2 separate regions of the Homo sapiens genome follow, and region 2 is linked to region 1. The links are chromatin loops, found by intact Hi-C in ENCODE. Cell type or tissue: heart left ventricle. All regions are shown on one strand. Each heading gives the region's core, and the rest is flanking DNA. Links, peaks and the distances in the headings are about the cores only.

The links. A loop is a pair of places that touch in the nucleus more often than their neighbours do. Peaks named below come from ENCODE experiments on the same cell type or tissue, not always from the same donor. Only the 100,000 strongest peaks of a DNase experiment are listed, where the experiment ranks them.
Region 2: a loop joins it to region 1, with 2.4 times the contacts of the local background. A loop is called at or near these places in 3 of 110 quality-filtered maps.

The regions. Positions count from the first base shown.
Region 1 is chr15:95,287,667-95,295,611 of GRCh38, reverse strand. LETR1 (lymphatic endothelial transcriptional regulator lncRNA 1) reads left to right here. Exons shown (of 4, transcript NR_034095.1): 2 at 6,058-6,190; 3 at 7,144-7,310. Among named protein-coding and RNA genes, the nearest start is that of LETR1, 35 kb to the left of the region's middle. In heart left ventricle, for the core only: a CTCF peak has its summit at 3,535 (motif pointing right); no DNase peak of the experiment used is centred there; H3K4me3 peaks cover 1,196 bases; H3K27ac peaks cover 1,765 bases.
Region 2 is chr15:95,591,229-95,599,173 of GRCh38, reverse strand. LOC105370995 (a long non-coding RNA gene) reads right to left here. Exons shown (of 2, transcript XR_932653.1): 2 at 7,088-7,204. Among named protein-coding and RNA genes, the nearest start is that of LINC00924, 160 kb to the right of the region's middle. In heart left ventricle, for the core only: no CTCF peak of the experiment used is centred there; no DNase peak of the experiment used is centred there.

The DNA of each region.
Region 1 (7,945 bases), core at 1,259-6,258:
AAGAAGAAGTTTGGAGCAGGCCATGTCAAGCGTCTTGGCAGTGGCCGTGTCTGACATGAGGCTCCAGAGTTGAAGAACATATGTTGCCCGGTACAAGGAAATCTGAAATCCACTGCCCAGAGGGCAGCATTGGGGAGAGACGCATGACTAAGAACAGGAATCCACAGCAGATGGGGGCAGTTAATCAGGTGAAGGATGAAGGGAAATGGATTGTTACCTGGAAGAGCTGGCAAAGGAGCCTGGGGCTGATTAGAAACCCCTCTCTTGGGAAGAGGTTTGACCAGGGCTCTTGGAAGGCATCAGAGGAATGACGTAAGACAAACAGTGTGCAGGAAAATCACTGTTTATTCCATCCTAAATTTGAAAAAAACTAGTTCCTAGACAGAAAAATATCAGTGCACATAGCAAGAGTTTTTATTTGAGTGTTGGGAGCCCCCAAAAAGCACCTTTGAGAGAGGATGTGGAAAGTCACCGTCTATAAATGTGTTTTTAGTGAATTCACGAAGGATGTTTTGGCTAAAATTGATTTCTGTGAAATCTTAAAAAGCTGAACAGACAGAAACAAACAAGCGAGCCTCCATCTTTCCACGTGAGGCAAGCCAGCAGGGATGGACCATGAGGCACTTCTCTGGGTACAGAATTTAAGGAAGCACCAAAAATCTTAGTAATCAAGAGAAAGAATATTAGAATGAAATATACTGAAAAATCAAAATGAGTGCAAACAATCCATGACAAAAAAAATATCAAAGTTCAGGCCGGGCATAGTTGCTCACGCCTGCAATCCCAGCACTGTGGGAGGCCAAAGTGGGAAGATCATCTGAGGTCAGGAGTTTGAGACCAGCCTGGCCATCATGGTGAAACCCTGTCTCTACTAAAAATGCAAAAATTACCTGAACATGGTGGCACGTGCCTGTAATCCCAGCTACTCTGGAGGCGGAGGCACGAGAATCACTTGAACCCAGGAGGCGGAGGTTGCAGTGAGCTCAGATGGCGCCACTGCACTCCAGCCTGGGCAACACAGCAAGACTCTATCTCAAAAAAAAAAAAAAAATTGTTCATAGGCTTCACTCACCTCACTCTAATCCCAGGCAAGGCGAGGAAAACATCCTCTTTTACATCTGTGTGCCCTTCCCTGTGTTGAGCACAGTATCTGTTAGTCAACAGCAAACCATTCAATAGTGGATGAAGATGATGGTCATGGCAATGATTTGACCACCGATGAATGATTTCAATATGAAGCTACCCTTACATCTTTTAAAATCAGTATAGCTAAATGTCACCAAATCATTTTGAAATTGGAGCTAATTTTTTATTAGAAAATTAATGGGGGTTAAAAAAGCATTTTTTTTAGGTCAAAAGAGTTTTTCTAGGCAACCCTGACACCAGAAATTTCTCCATTTCATCCAATGTTTAACCATGTATTTCTAGAAAATACCCCTATGGAAATTTATGGAGGTTTTATGTTGAGTAACTTAAAGTGAAATACATATGTAATCCATATGTATGTAATATATGTATATTTAAAGAAGCATCAAAGTCCTCTTACTGCAAATTATAGGCAGAGTTATAGGGAGTGCCATATCACGGCAGCAGGAAGCAATGTGTGCCTGGGTAAGGAGCCTTACCGTTCCAATGTTGTAGCATTTTGAGTTCTTTCAAGATAATGAAATTCTGCAGCAAGGAGAAAGAAACACTGCGATTTTGCCACACACCACAAAATGTTCTATGTTTCCCATTATAAAAAAAATACTGGCATCCAAGATCTCCTAGATATGAATAATGTTTGCCTGTGTGAACAAGGATGAATTTTTTTTTCCTCTAATTAAACTCCCATGAGACTCAAGCTGCTTTGGAGTTGATCTTACTCAGAGAATGCTTTTCTCCTGTCCTCCCGCTCCTCACTCTCCTCTTCCTCCTCCCCTTCCAGTCTGTAGAGAGCTTCCCAGAACCCCACTCAAAATCTCAGTAATGTCAGCAGCCTCTCTCAAGCCACATGGCGAGGGTACAGAGCTAGACAGCAAGACAGCAAGATAAGAAGTGAGCGCCTCTCTGTCCCTCTGTGGACCTGTGGTTCCCTGGAGCAGTTTTTAAAGAAAGGCATAGACTGACATGGTTACAACCCAGTTGACATGTCTCACAATAAGAAAAGCTACCTAGTGTATGAATTGTTGTTTTGGACTATTCTTCTTGAGTAAAGCATTTGCCTTTTATACTGAAATAGATCAAACAATAGCAAGAATTCTGCTTTAAAAATACTATTGATTATTTGTTATCACTACAGCCATAGCATTCTTTTTGAACTAACTCTGACTGTGTCATTTGAATGCCAGCCAACACACCATTACAAGCCAGGTACTCACCCTGCAAAACCAGTCTGAAAAGAGAAGGCTGGCCAAAGGCTACTCAGATGTAGCCTGGTGGCAATGAGGGCTCTGGAAAATGTGTAGCTGTGACTAGAAATCAAATATGAGTGAGGAGAAAGCCTCTCTCTTTGTCCGAGGGAGTGATCACATGTTGACAGCTGGAATTTACATGGCTCCTTATTCAATAAACTAGCGCCTTCCCTGCATTCCAACATCAGCAACACAATAGTGGCACAGAAGCAAACTGACACATTACACATGGTCCAGCTGTCCCGCCTGTCCACTCTCCACGGATGCCTCCTCCTCCTCCTTCTCCTCCTCGGTCTGTCCCGTCTTCCTCCAACATGGGGTTTCACTTCTGCAAGATCTAAACACACACTCATTGGATGATGCCTATATCATGGGTGCTTGATTTTGTGTGCCTTCCAACACTTGCCTGCATGCAAGATATGAGTTCTACATTAAAGATGAATAACAAACAAGCAAGAACTCAGGATACGATAAAAACTCAAACAAATGTCTTCCACTTCATTGTCAGCTGAAAAAAAAGCTGTGCGTGATCAACGTTTCCCACATCAAAATCTTTCGGACATCACAAACCCTTACTTTGGGTGTGCGTGGTTTTCTTTATGAACTTGAACACAAAGGGAATGTGACCTGTGGAGTAGTAAGTGGTATAACTAGTGCAAATTGTTTTTATTACCTCCTGTACAAAAAATGGTCATCTGAAAAGAAATGTGAAGTTCCACAGTATCTGACAGTATACCATGCTTTCTCTGAATATATGTGTGTGTGTGTGTGTGTGTGTGTGTGTGTGTGTATAATATTATAATTTTGGCAACACCATGCACTTTTTGGTTAATAGCTTCTATTAAGAAGTCCCAAAATTTTCCCAGAAGGAATGTTGTATTAGGGACAATGTCTGTTTATAGTGGTGATGTATATTGTTTGGCAAAGCACAGCAGAGTACACAAAACATACATCAAATGACCCTGTGCCTCGTAAACCTGTCCATTCAGTCTAGAAATTTTCCTGCTTAAAATATACACTTTACAGATTATGACAAAACTCATCAGTAATTCCCACACTGCTCTATATCCTTAACATATGGAAAAGGAGGGAAAAAGGCATTACGTGTTATGAAGCAGCCATTAAACTTTAATCTCTACCACTAGGGGGCAGAATGCAGACTTTTCTAAACTGACTGCTAGGCAATCAACCATCACATCATTGTAACATTGAAGACACTTCAAAAAGACTCAGATGTTTAACTCTTGTGCTAGTGATCATACATTCATATTGGGCTGCAGGCCAAAAGAGAGAAGAAAAAAAATCCAGAGACTTGCGGCTGAAAAGCTATAAAGTGGTGAATTTTACCTTAGAGCAAAACCATCTTCAGTGACAAATTTCAAAGGCCATATGTATGTGATTTTCATGAAAAGCAGACGACCCTAAATTTCTTTGTTTAACTGGAAGCGATCTTCCTTACAGAACCAGCGGATTCTTTTTTCGTAATTCCCCTTGTTTATTGTGCTGTTAGAAAATTCACTTTCCTTTTTAGCGCTACAATCAGGATTCTAGAAATGCTATTTAATGCCAACGGGTATTTCATTAACACCGCCACCTCCAGCATCTTCAAGGATATCACCTCAGGCACAACGTTACTGATGGAGAATGTTTAGAGTATTCTGATAAAATAGGGTTCTTTCTTTTTCCTTTTTAAATTAAATCCTCCAACGCAACCTTTATTCTATGGTAACAGCCCGATGTTCCCTATCAAATTTTCCCAAGACAGGACATTACAGTTTTTCCCCTGTAATTAAAGCCACAAATGTCTAAAAATGATGAGTCAATAGGATTACAGACATTACTTCTCACAAAAAATTGAGTTTTGACTCACATGTCCTATTGAGGGGATTTGCGACTTAATAGCCACATATTTCAATTTACTTTTTAGGCCCTGTAACCACATAGTTGTAATATAGTTTAGACTATTGTAAAAGCTGAGAAACACACCCAAACCTAATCAGTGGCAGGTTTCCTAGGTTAATAAACTTAAGGAATAGTTTTGGGGTTATGGGCAGGGTTCACTTGTCAGCTAGACATTCTGAGAGTTTGCAAATTCAAATTCCAATACATTTGGTTTTTTTCAAAAAGGAGACGACTTTTGCTTAGTTCCTATTTTCATGAAATTGTGATCCCAGGAAAGCTGGAAAACCCAGTGAAGTGCTGGGTTTGACATTGTCCCTGCCCCCACCTGTGCTTTCTTTTAAAGCAAGGTGTTTCCTAAACAGAGATAGTGCCGAAAGGAGACACATATCGCTTTTTGCATCAGGAGTGTTACTTGATATGTATCAATATTTCCTGTCAGCGCCAACAAAGCAAAATCTTGGGCCTTACGGTATCCTTAGATGGCTAAATATTATTTGCTTAAGTCAGCGCGTTCCAGACCCTTTATGTGGCCTGACAGTTGATTGGGAGAAGTCCCACGAACTTTCTTAAAGTGTGCAGTCATCCGTTTGGCGGCCGGCTCCGGGGGTTCCACATGAAATCCTCTTTAGATAAATTCATACTTGCACAGGGTGATTAGCCTTACAGCTTGGTTGGCTCACTTATCTTTAAAAGCTAGACTTCCATGATCAATGTGGGCCTGAGATTGTCTTCCAGTAACTACCTCTGCTGCGATCTCCAAAGCTCAAAGCTGGTGAAGGAAGATGCAACCTAAAAAAAAAAAAAAAAAAAAGAAAGGAAGAAAAAGAAAAGGAATTCTTTTTTTCTGCTCAAAGATGACAGGCTGAAGTTGACAACCTAATCCTTCAGGCTTGTCTTACTTACTGAAAGGCTCAAGTAATGTCAAAGGAACCATCTGATAACAGTCTACATGCCAAACCTAACAGCTTTATTGCAACAAGAAACTTTCACATTAAATTTCCATGTGTTTTCTCTCCACACTCCTTCTTAACTTTACAGCACACTCCCCACCTTTTTTTTTTCCCAAAGAAAGATAAGTCTTCCCTGCTGCAAAAAAAAAAAAAAAAAAAAACCAACAACAACAACAAAAAACAAATAGAAACTGCTGTATAGGCCAGCTGGGATATAGTCAAATTAGTGGATTATTATTACCTTGGGGACATTAGAAATCAAGTTTGTTATTGGCAGTTCCTGTTTCTGTAAGAGCTGTTAATAGCTAAAATTTAAAGGGTGTTTGTCGATCAACAGAATGTTATTTTCTTAAGTGGGTAACTGCCATTTTTCTTTTTCACGTTGCTCCTGCTGCTGCTACCTGGCACCAAGTTTACCTAAAAGTTCAGCCTCCCTTATAACTAGAAATAAAGCCAGTTTTCACAGAAACATAAAGCACACCTTTTTCTGGACTTACAGTTGTGACCTAAGAGAGCAGGTGTATGAGTTAGGAGTCTCAAACTAAAAAACCTTTTAGAAAATGGTATCAACTTGTTAAGCACACTTGAAAAGATAATAAATACAGACATTGTAATATAAGTAAGGGTGGCTCATTCTTTTCGTGTTCTCCGGGTGTTATATAAAGAATGTTTTCAGTAAAATACAGATCCTTCTGTGCTTACACTTTGTGACATTCTTGCTGGGACAGTTTTACATTTTGAAGCTAAACAATTCATTTAAGAATTTTAGCTCAAGTCCATGGTTTTTTTGTTTTGTTTTGTTTTTGTTTCAGTTGACGATGGTCGTACTTCTCCATGTTCTGAGACCAGTTTAAACAAAAACAAAAACCAGACAACAACCTTGCAAGGGAAAGAATTCAGAGTAAATAAACAGTCTTTTTCTGGGAAGTAAAATATTTCCCTAAGGTAAGTTACTTTTCCAAGGGAATTACAGCATATCCCAATGTGGACTAACAGGCGTTTTCTTCTGGTCTGATTAACATTTAGGAAAAAATAGATTCCTGAAAATAGCCTATTGTGTAATTATGTGTCTGATTGGAACAGCAAAATGTCTTTGTTAAACATCTTTTTAAAAACCAATTTTACCATTTCCTTCCAAACATTTGTTAATTTAATTGTGTTAACCCTTGCATCCACATTATTGGTCATGTGGCTGGATTGATTAAGAACAGACAGGGATATAGATTTCCACCTACAGAAACTCTTTTCAAGGGGTTAATCAGCTGGTAACTTGAGTTACAAATATATTGGGGAAAATGGTACTTTTGGTAAGATTTCTCACAGTGTATTCTTCAGCTATTTTTGAAAATTATACCCACAAGTTACATCACATCTGTAATAAACTCTGCACTTCAAGCTGCAGAACCTTCCAAGATATTCTGTGGAGTTTGTTGTATTTTCCCCATTTCTATATTTAAAACAAATTTCCTACCCATCCACCCCCTCCTTGAATTCAGGGAAACACAAATAACTCATAAGCTTTGCACTGAAATGAGTTTGTTTTGCTTTCATGCCTAGTATTGCTTTTGAAATTGTTCAGCAGTAAAGAAAAGAAAAAGCTGCTGGTATTAGCTTTAAACAACCGCCACAAACATATTGTCTTCCTATTTATTCTAGGTTTTCTTTCAGCCAAAATCAGACTTGCAGAGTTATTCTAGAGCAGTTGGATGACATACAAAATCACAACCACCAAAATATACACTATATCTTTATAATGGGTTTTATGTACTCACAGATACACACACACACTATGTATATATTAAACAAAAATATGAAATTGACTCATTACAAAAGTAACCATCCGGGTATGTGAAAACTAAGAATTGTGACTTTGATATTAAGATATGTCCATTTTGCAGATGGAGAAATTGAGATGAGAGCTCATCCACAAGATTACCCATCAATGAGCACCAATAGCAACCAAATCCACTAGAAGACTGGGAGCTTTTAAGTCAAGAAACTTACATCAGTATCATCATTCCAAGAAGCGGTATCCAAGCTGTTTTATCGAAAGTGCGCATGGGAGGTAAGAGTTGGGAAAGATATCTGCAAACTAAATCTGGGGGATGCCTCTTCTTGAGGAGCTGGGGAAGAATAACCATGCTCAAGAATGTTCCTCTTTTAACAGAAACCCCTTTCTGAGGCACAGACCCTGCAGGCTCTGAAGAAATAGGATAGATTATTTCAGCTCTCTCAGCTTGGGAAGTGTGTTTGGAAGAGCATCTTCCTAGCTGCAATAATAAACAGCTCCAGCTGCAAGAGCTTTGCTAAACAAGCCTGGGCAAAACCGTTGGATTCCTTTCCTTTGACCATCTTAGATTTCCCCTGCAAGAGGCAAGGCAGGGAGCCTGCCCTGGAAATGTCCTCCTAGCCCTGCCCTGTGCAGCTCTGCGCTTCCCCAGGAACACACTCCCTCCCCCAGTCCGCCGCCCCACTTTTGTTTTATTTACGAATATGTTGCCAGAATTCCAATGAGTTATCTATTCTGTGGCCCCTTCATTTTCCCACCGAGGCCTTGTCGCCGGCTGACTCAGGGTCCAGTCGCAACAGTGAGAAGAAAAGAAGAGAGCAAAAGAATTCTTTTCAACTTTTTTTTTTTTTATGTTTCACTCATTTCTCTCTCTGTCTCCCCCAGGCCTCCTCCCCTCTCCTGCTCCCTCG
Region 2 (7,945 bases), core at 1,338-6,337, 300 kb before region 1:
CTCATTAAAAATGGTACCTCTTATCAAATATAGATTTACTTCTTTTTTAAAATAGGTCTTCCTTTTGAGATTTTAGGTCCCACACAATCACAGCATTCATCAGATGACTGGAGATATTTTCCCAAATACTGGGGAGAGACTTGGTAACGGGGGAAACTGAACATAAACTTAACAGAATACTTTCTGTTCCAAGGACTGGCACTCAACTGTAATTAAGTTCTAAGCTATTTTTGCCAAATTAGTGCAGCCACTGTACATTTTTAGCCTCTTATGCTATCTTGATATCCTTTATGCCATCTCAAAACTATTTTTATACCATATATTATTAAAAAAATCCAACTTGGGTATTCAGTAGGTTAAGATGTATGAGAATAAAGCTTCATCCTCAACAGATGCCCCACTTAGGCATAACAATCTAATTCTATTTAATTTAGTCACTGGCACCCTTGCCTTTTCCTGTCAAAGTGAATCAACCTGAGTGCTAATTTTTGAAGCAAAACCTCTGTGATCATTTCACTCGTGATTTAATCCAGATCTAACCTCGGGCCTTTAGAGGTTCAAGGTCAGTGACCCAATTTACTCTGCCATCCGCCTCTGTATCAGTAACCATTGTTATTCCTTGCAAGACATTTACTACATACATTATTTCTTCTGTGTGTAGTCTCAACAAATTATGCGGGCAGTTAAAGGTGATTCCAGATTGCAACTTGAAGAAACTTGGCAAGAGGTTTTGGCTTCTCCGGCTTTTGGTAAACACAGCAAAAACGGTATTGAATGCAATCTTTGCCTCCATTAGCAAAAGCCAACGAGGAAGAAATTAATTAACTTTCTCCAATGAGAAGAAACTAGTCATTGGCATCTTTGCCAATTGTAAACTAATTGTTCTACAAAGAAATCCCGGAGCTTAAACACACCATATAAAATTAGAAAGGAAATAAAGGTATGGGTAGCACACTACATGTTTTTACAGATGAATAAACATACATGAGCTCAAATCTGGGGCCCTTATTTTACTTTTTTTTTTTTTTGTAACAACTAGTGTTTCTTTGGTCTCCTTCAGTCACAGCAGTTAATACGTTTTGTGAATTTCCTTTTATGTTTTAAATAATTTTTCCTTCCCTGGTGTCTCACCAGCACATCTGCCGGGAGCAGCAGCACGTTGGAGAAAGTCTCCTTAAGTAAAGGAGCTATCCCAGGGATGCGCCAGCCCCACTCAGGGAATTGCTGCTCCAGGGCTTTACCCCTCCCAGGAGGAGTTAAACTGGGTTTCTGTGTCAAAGATGCTGAATGAAATTGGGGGTGGAATTGTTAAAATTGGAAATGACCTATTTAACTACATGCACATTCCCCATGACTGGTATAAATACGTCCGACTTTCTAATTTTCTCATCAGAATGAACTTATCATAGACTTTGATGCAGAAAGTCTTTTTAACAATGTATTAAAGGAAAAAGAACACACGATTGATCTTTATAAATCTGTAGAATCTTTATGACTTCTTATTCTCTATCTTAATATTAAGAACACAAAGATGGCTTACATCCCACTGAAGCTTAGGGGAGAAAAAATAGTGGGTTGGGAGGTGCTAAGACAGATAATAGAAAAGAGCTTGTAAACTAAAACAATTTATTTTGGCTCCTTTACAGATCAGAAACAGAAAGCATAGTTATCTGATAATTACGATATAATGCTGCACTGGAAGTTACTTGCCAAATTCCATTGCTCTGTGTGCACAATTTGATTTTTCAAAAAATTTCATACTTACAAAATCGCATAATAATTTTTATTTCACCCTTCCTAAATCAATCATCAGCTATAAATCTAAAGAAAAGCCCAAAAGTTATTGCTAAGGAGAGTTAACTAGTATTCCCTATGTACAATGATTATAATTTTATTAATAAGACATGTAAATATCTTGGTATCAACTTATTTATTACTTTATGGAACATATTTTCAAATGCCCTAAAAACAGAAATGCGGAGATGAGGCAGAGCTTATTCAAGCTAAATGCACTGGGAGGCTGCTGTAACGTATTCTAATCACACTTGTTACTACTGGATGTGGATGTTTCAGGTAGAAGCCTCTAACATCTCTTCAAATGGATTCTGCATTTAGAACTTAAAAACGCGTAACAAATTTTGCATTGACTGCAGACAAATAAGTGTCTCAGCTAAAACTCTTCAGATCTGGCATGAACTTCACATAGCTTTTTTTTTTCTTTCTCTTTAACAAAAGAATATTTTGTTTTTAGAAAAAAGGATTCCTTTCCTTTTTTTTTTTTTTTTTGGATACGTGACCTTTAAGAAAAGGTTGTGCTGTGTATTTCAGCCACCAAGTATTGAGAAAATTGCATTAACAGTAAAATAATATTCTTACTGCCAAGTGTACAAATATTCACTAACAGCAATCTTACTCTCCAAGGCCCCGAGCAGTGCTTCATCATGCTAGCATGGTCACCGTGACAGAAGGCTTCCTTGAAATCCATCCGCCCCTCTGTCATTCACAGCTTTCTTATTCAAACCAGCTCAGCGCCCTCACTGGCTGGCTGACCTGTGGCCCAAGCCCTGCAGTACTCAGTTGGCAGGGGGTTCCTCTGGGACCTTCTGTCCTGGCTTGACTGGTGACTCTCATCATTGGGATAGCTGTCCATGATTTTTGTTTAGGACAGAAAGCGGGGTACTCACCGAAAAGCTGTCTCATAGGCTAGTTATAAATAAGACTAAAACAAACACACATATGTATATTTATTTATATTTACAATGAGTTTGTTTGTAAATGCAATAAGATATATATTTTCAAAAAAGGTATGCTCTTTGGGAAAATGTTATTTCTTTATGGAATTTATTTTTAATCAGACTACAGAGGAATTCAGGTAAAAGTTGATGATGCTTATATGCCTCGAATACTATTTGTTTTACAGGATGAATATCCACTAGACTTAAATGAGGGTATAAATAAATAGATTACTTCTCATTCTTCAACTTAACTAAAAGCAGAGTGATGAACTAAAATATAATATTATTTTGTAAGATTTTCATTGGTAGCCAATACATTCAAGTAGAACCTTTTAAAGTGGAGCCTTTGATCTTTTTCACAAAATTCAGACACTTGCAATGGTTTGGATGTGTGTGTCTGTACATGCTTTTATTTTCTTTCCCTGTGCTGCCCCAACTATGACTGGGAGGATCAAATCCACAGCAAGTTCATTTCTGGGCCAACTCTGCCAAATTATATGATGTGAATTGATGTCTACTAGGGCTTACAACAGCAAATCCTGATTTAAGTTCCTAGAGTGAACTTGTCCACAACTCTTAGGGTGAAAGGCCAGTTCATATCCATTAATTAGTCTAATCCATCTCAATCCACTTTATTTTATACCTTTCAGGGAATATATCTATGTGAGATATATTTGGATAAAGTAATGCTATGAACACTCAGAAATACAACCATTCCATGGAAAATGATTGCTACCTAGCGATGTTTTAATTTTTTCCCCAATATCAAAATTTTAGAAGGTTTTGTATACAGATTCTTGATGATAATGAAGTAACTTTATGTGAAACAGCGGTGGGCAGATTATTCTATGAGTACTGAACCAAAATATTAAAATCAGTTAGAAAGGTCACATGATTTTGTCAAAGACTATGGCAGGCTAGAATTCTGGAAAATAATTTGTCTTACATGAAACGATTTTCCTTCCATTGTACAAGTTCCATACAAGTATTAAATTTCAAAACAAATTAATTCATGCCTATGACTTGAAATTTTTACAATTTAGACATTTAAATACCAGGGTTCCATTTAATGGTATGAACAGGTTATAGAGATTTGTTAATTTGAAATTCCATTTGGTAACAGATGCAATAACTTGTCTGGCATTAAAACTGAGTTTAAGGTAATCACTGCACTTGCTCTTTTGTTCTAAGTGTTTTACAATCCTTAATTCACATAAAACATCTGTGAAATTTAGTTAGGAGTGTGGTGAGTAAAATTTAATCCCTGTTTTTATACCAGCTTGTTCGGAAACATGCTTACATATATTTTAATCTTGCTTGTGTGAAAAATACATGTGGGAATCAATGGGAAAGTGTTTTAGTGATATCCTAAACCTTTAGGGCAATAGAAGATTAATGTTCTAACAGAATTAAAACTATGCCAAGCTAAAGATTCTTTCCTTAATTGATTTTGACACCAATTGGAGGAATAACTGCAGAAACAAATGAAAATTTGGAAATTATTAAGTGGCCGAATATGTCTTTGTTTAAGAGAACACTGGTTTCTTTTCTATGTCATGGATTAGATATAGGCAAAAGAAGTTATTTTGTTGAGAACATTCCCGTTAGGTAGGAATGGTGAGTTGGTGGCAGTGCACAACTCTCGCCTTCTCTATCAAATGGAGACAACATTAACCAACCCTGCACTTTCCAGGCCTGGAGTCAGCCCCAGCTCCTTCTCAGCACTTCTCAGCACTGCACCCTGGCAGCTGTCATCAGCAACGCATAGTTATGTACCAGCAGGGTCTTTTGTGAAGTTCCTTTGGTAAGTGATAATAAGGCAAATGCTTCAGAAGCATTTTCCAGCATGGATGTAATAGAAAGGTTAGCATTAATAAAGCTACTGGAGAATTTGACATCGAAGATGTTTCACATAAATTTCATCTCCCCACTTATTAATCTGGAAATGTTTATCTAGCACCTTCTATCATAAGGCACTAAGCTAGACACTGAGATAGATGTGCACACACACTAATTCTTTATGCCCCGGCCCATTCCACAAAGGATTTAAATTTGTTCGTAAATATGTGCACATAGGTGTACATGTATGTGTGCATATATGTATATGTGTGTGTGAATATAGGATAAATACAAATAATGGAAGGACTTCTGGTAAAGGAAAAATTTGGATAAGGAAAAAGGACAGAATAAGACTAATATGCAAGGCCTAACTTCCATGGGGATATTACAAAGTTGCTGGAAGTAAACAAAATTTTGGCATCAAATTTACTTTCTAGAGATCAAAGCAAAGTGGGAAATGTGATCAGTTACAAAGATTTATAAGATAATAGGCTATAGGCTAAAACCAAGTGGGAGAGATTTTCCAGTTATTGAGATGAGAGGGAAAATTGTCCCATGGATTCTCATTTGGAAAACACTGTGCTATATGATGGGTGGGAGGCTTGCCAACATCTACACAATAATTAAAATATTCACTTTGATGGGACCATTCATTGTATAGTCCTTAAAGTATTCCAGTGACCTAACATCCAGATAAAATACAGTAAAAGCAAGTGTGTGAATAGGTAAAATATTGCAGGAAAAAATCTAACTCTGTTTTCATCTTGCCTGAACCTACTGTAAAATTTAGAAAGTGCATTTAAACCAAACGCCCTGGAGGTGATCATTCTGGTGCACGTGGGAGGTGGTGGAAAATGACTCTAGAGGGTAGATATCCACACTCCTATTCCCAACACAGGGGCTGTTGTTTTTCATCCGCGTTACACATGAGACTTCTGAGTAGTGCATCTCCCATTAAGATATTTGATAAGCATAAAAGAGAGCAGAGAATTTCAGGAGGCCATCCTGTGTAAAGATCTGAAGTACAGATACCATGTGGAGCTGATTAAAGGAACATCTTAATGCCTTGACAACTAATCCTGTGCTGAGCAGTGGGAAAGTTCTTTAATCATATGGTGGATATGTCCTCCAGCTCAGCCTAGAGGAGTAAGAGTTCCTCAGGAACTGTTCCTAGTCTGCTCCAGATGGGGAAATTGGTTCTCAAGGCCCCCAGGTTCTACCTTGCTGAACATTTTTCTCCAGGAAGCATTATTTCTAAAGGATGATAAGGATACTCTACGATCAAATAAGTTTGAGAGCCAATGAATAAAACAAGGTTCAACCAGTTATTTTCTTGCAGGATTTCTTAAAGCCTTAACTAGGCTAATGTGAGCTGCAAATCTCCAAGAATAGTATGGCTTTCCAATACTGATTCAGTTAAGGGTTCCTGTTTCCGTGAAGTAGCTCACTGAACTAGCTTTCTATGGCAGAGTCCTGTAGCACATTGCTTAGCATTTTAGCCTAGAACATTTCCCCTGTGAGCATTTCCAAGCTGACCAATAACGTTGATATGATTCTTCAGGTACATGTAAAATAAACCAACTTGCCTTCCCAGGTAGAATCCCTGAGTACAGTCTACAGATGATCTCTGAATTCAAACCACAAATAAATCCTGAATCAACCATGACCTTGGGCAGGTTCTTGTGCCTCACTGAACCTTGGCTTCTGTATGTGTCAAATGGCAAAAATGAGGTCCACCTTGCAGGTTTAATCATGTGCAAATGGCACCAAGAAAAGTGTCTAGGATTTTGAGATACCCACAAGGGGCTAACAACACAACTGGGAAGTCAGGGAGGGCTAGGAGAAGTTGATACCTACACTGAATCTTGAAAGATAAATAAAATTTATTCAGTAGGAGAAGCTGTGGAAAGGACACAGGAAGGCTTCCCCTTCCAGGACTGTGGTCTCTCAGTAGAATATGTAAGAGGTGACAAGACACTTAGAATTCCTAGTATGTTGGAAATGGCTGAGGTGTAAATTCGTGAGTCTGGCTGCTAGCATTTTTGACAATATCAGTTTACCTGACCCTTCAAATTACATTCTAGCTCTATTTTAAAAGTGAAAACCAAATTTATTGTTTCTAAACCAGGGTATTTACTTTTTAGTTGAAAGGCGGGAAATATGTTATGAAATAATAGAAAAATGACCACATGAAAGGGTTTGAACTTGTAGCTAACATAAGGAAAACTAATAGCTTTTCAACTAAGCCCTACCCAATATTTTGTATCTAAGCAAATTTTGAAATCAAGTAAAGATTCACAGCGTTTTATTATTCTTCTCCTTCTCAAGCCAGAATAATTAGTTTTAGGAAAGAAAATACAATAAAGGCAAGTATTCTCTGACTGATATTTCCATTTCATTTTTCTCTGCTTCTCATCTTCTGCCAAAGCTAGGAATGGAATACTGGCTTTTGGATTCTTGAGCCAGAAGAGACAGGGAGATGATAAGAGGACAAATGAGTGTGAGACTCGGTGTTTCATGCCTCAAAAATGTCGTCTTTTATTTATACGTGGTAAGAAGAAGTGAAAAGATCTTAGGCAGGATATCTGACTCTCTGGAAACTTCTCAACTTCTAGATCATGTGTTTGAATCTAGAATATAAAACAGCACAGGTTAGGACACTTTCATTTGAACAAAACTTTGTTATTCCATTTTCCATTGTAAATGATGCCTTGTATTTTGGCCTGTTAACAGCATAAAATGTATAAACCATTTAAGATTTACATTGTTCTATAGACTAGACTACTCATTAGAATAAAACAACCATGAACAAAAAGAAAGAAGAGAAAGGTGGGCTTAGTAAATTCACACAGTGCTTAGGAAATTCACAAAACTGAGTTCTCAGGATCTTGGGAAGGAATCCCATGAAAGTGTTAAAACATTTTGTTAAAAACCAGGTTTGCTGTATTTATATCCTCAATTCATGAGCTCATTGTCAGCTCACCAAATACGAATGTACAGGTAACAAAGTGGTACTACGGTTGCTAAATCTTGGATTCTCTAGGTATAGTATTATAGAGAAAGAATCAGGCCAAATACCTAGGCAAGTGATCTGAACTTTCATTCTCTGTTTTCTCATGTTGAAAGAGAAATAAAGCTCACACTTTCTATCTCCATCACAGAGAGTTTGTGAAAACTAAATGAGATGATGAATGTGAAAACACTTCGAAAATCGTAGTCATATAATTAATATTGATACTATTATTACTCAATTCAGTCACTTTCTAGATCATCTGGCTGCTCACCGAGAATTGTTCTGAAGAAGGGAAGGCTGAAATCAATTGCCAAATTAAGATTCAGAATTAATCTGTGAATTTTTTTCTTCTACCAGA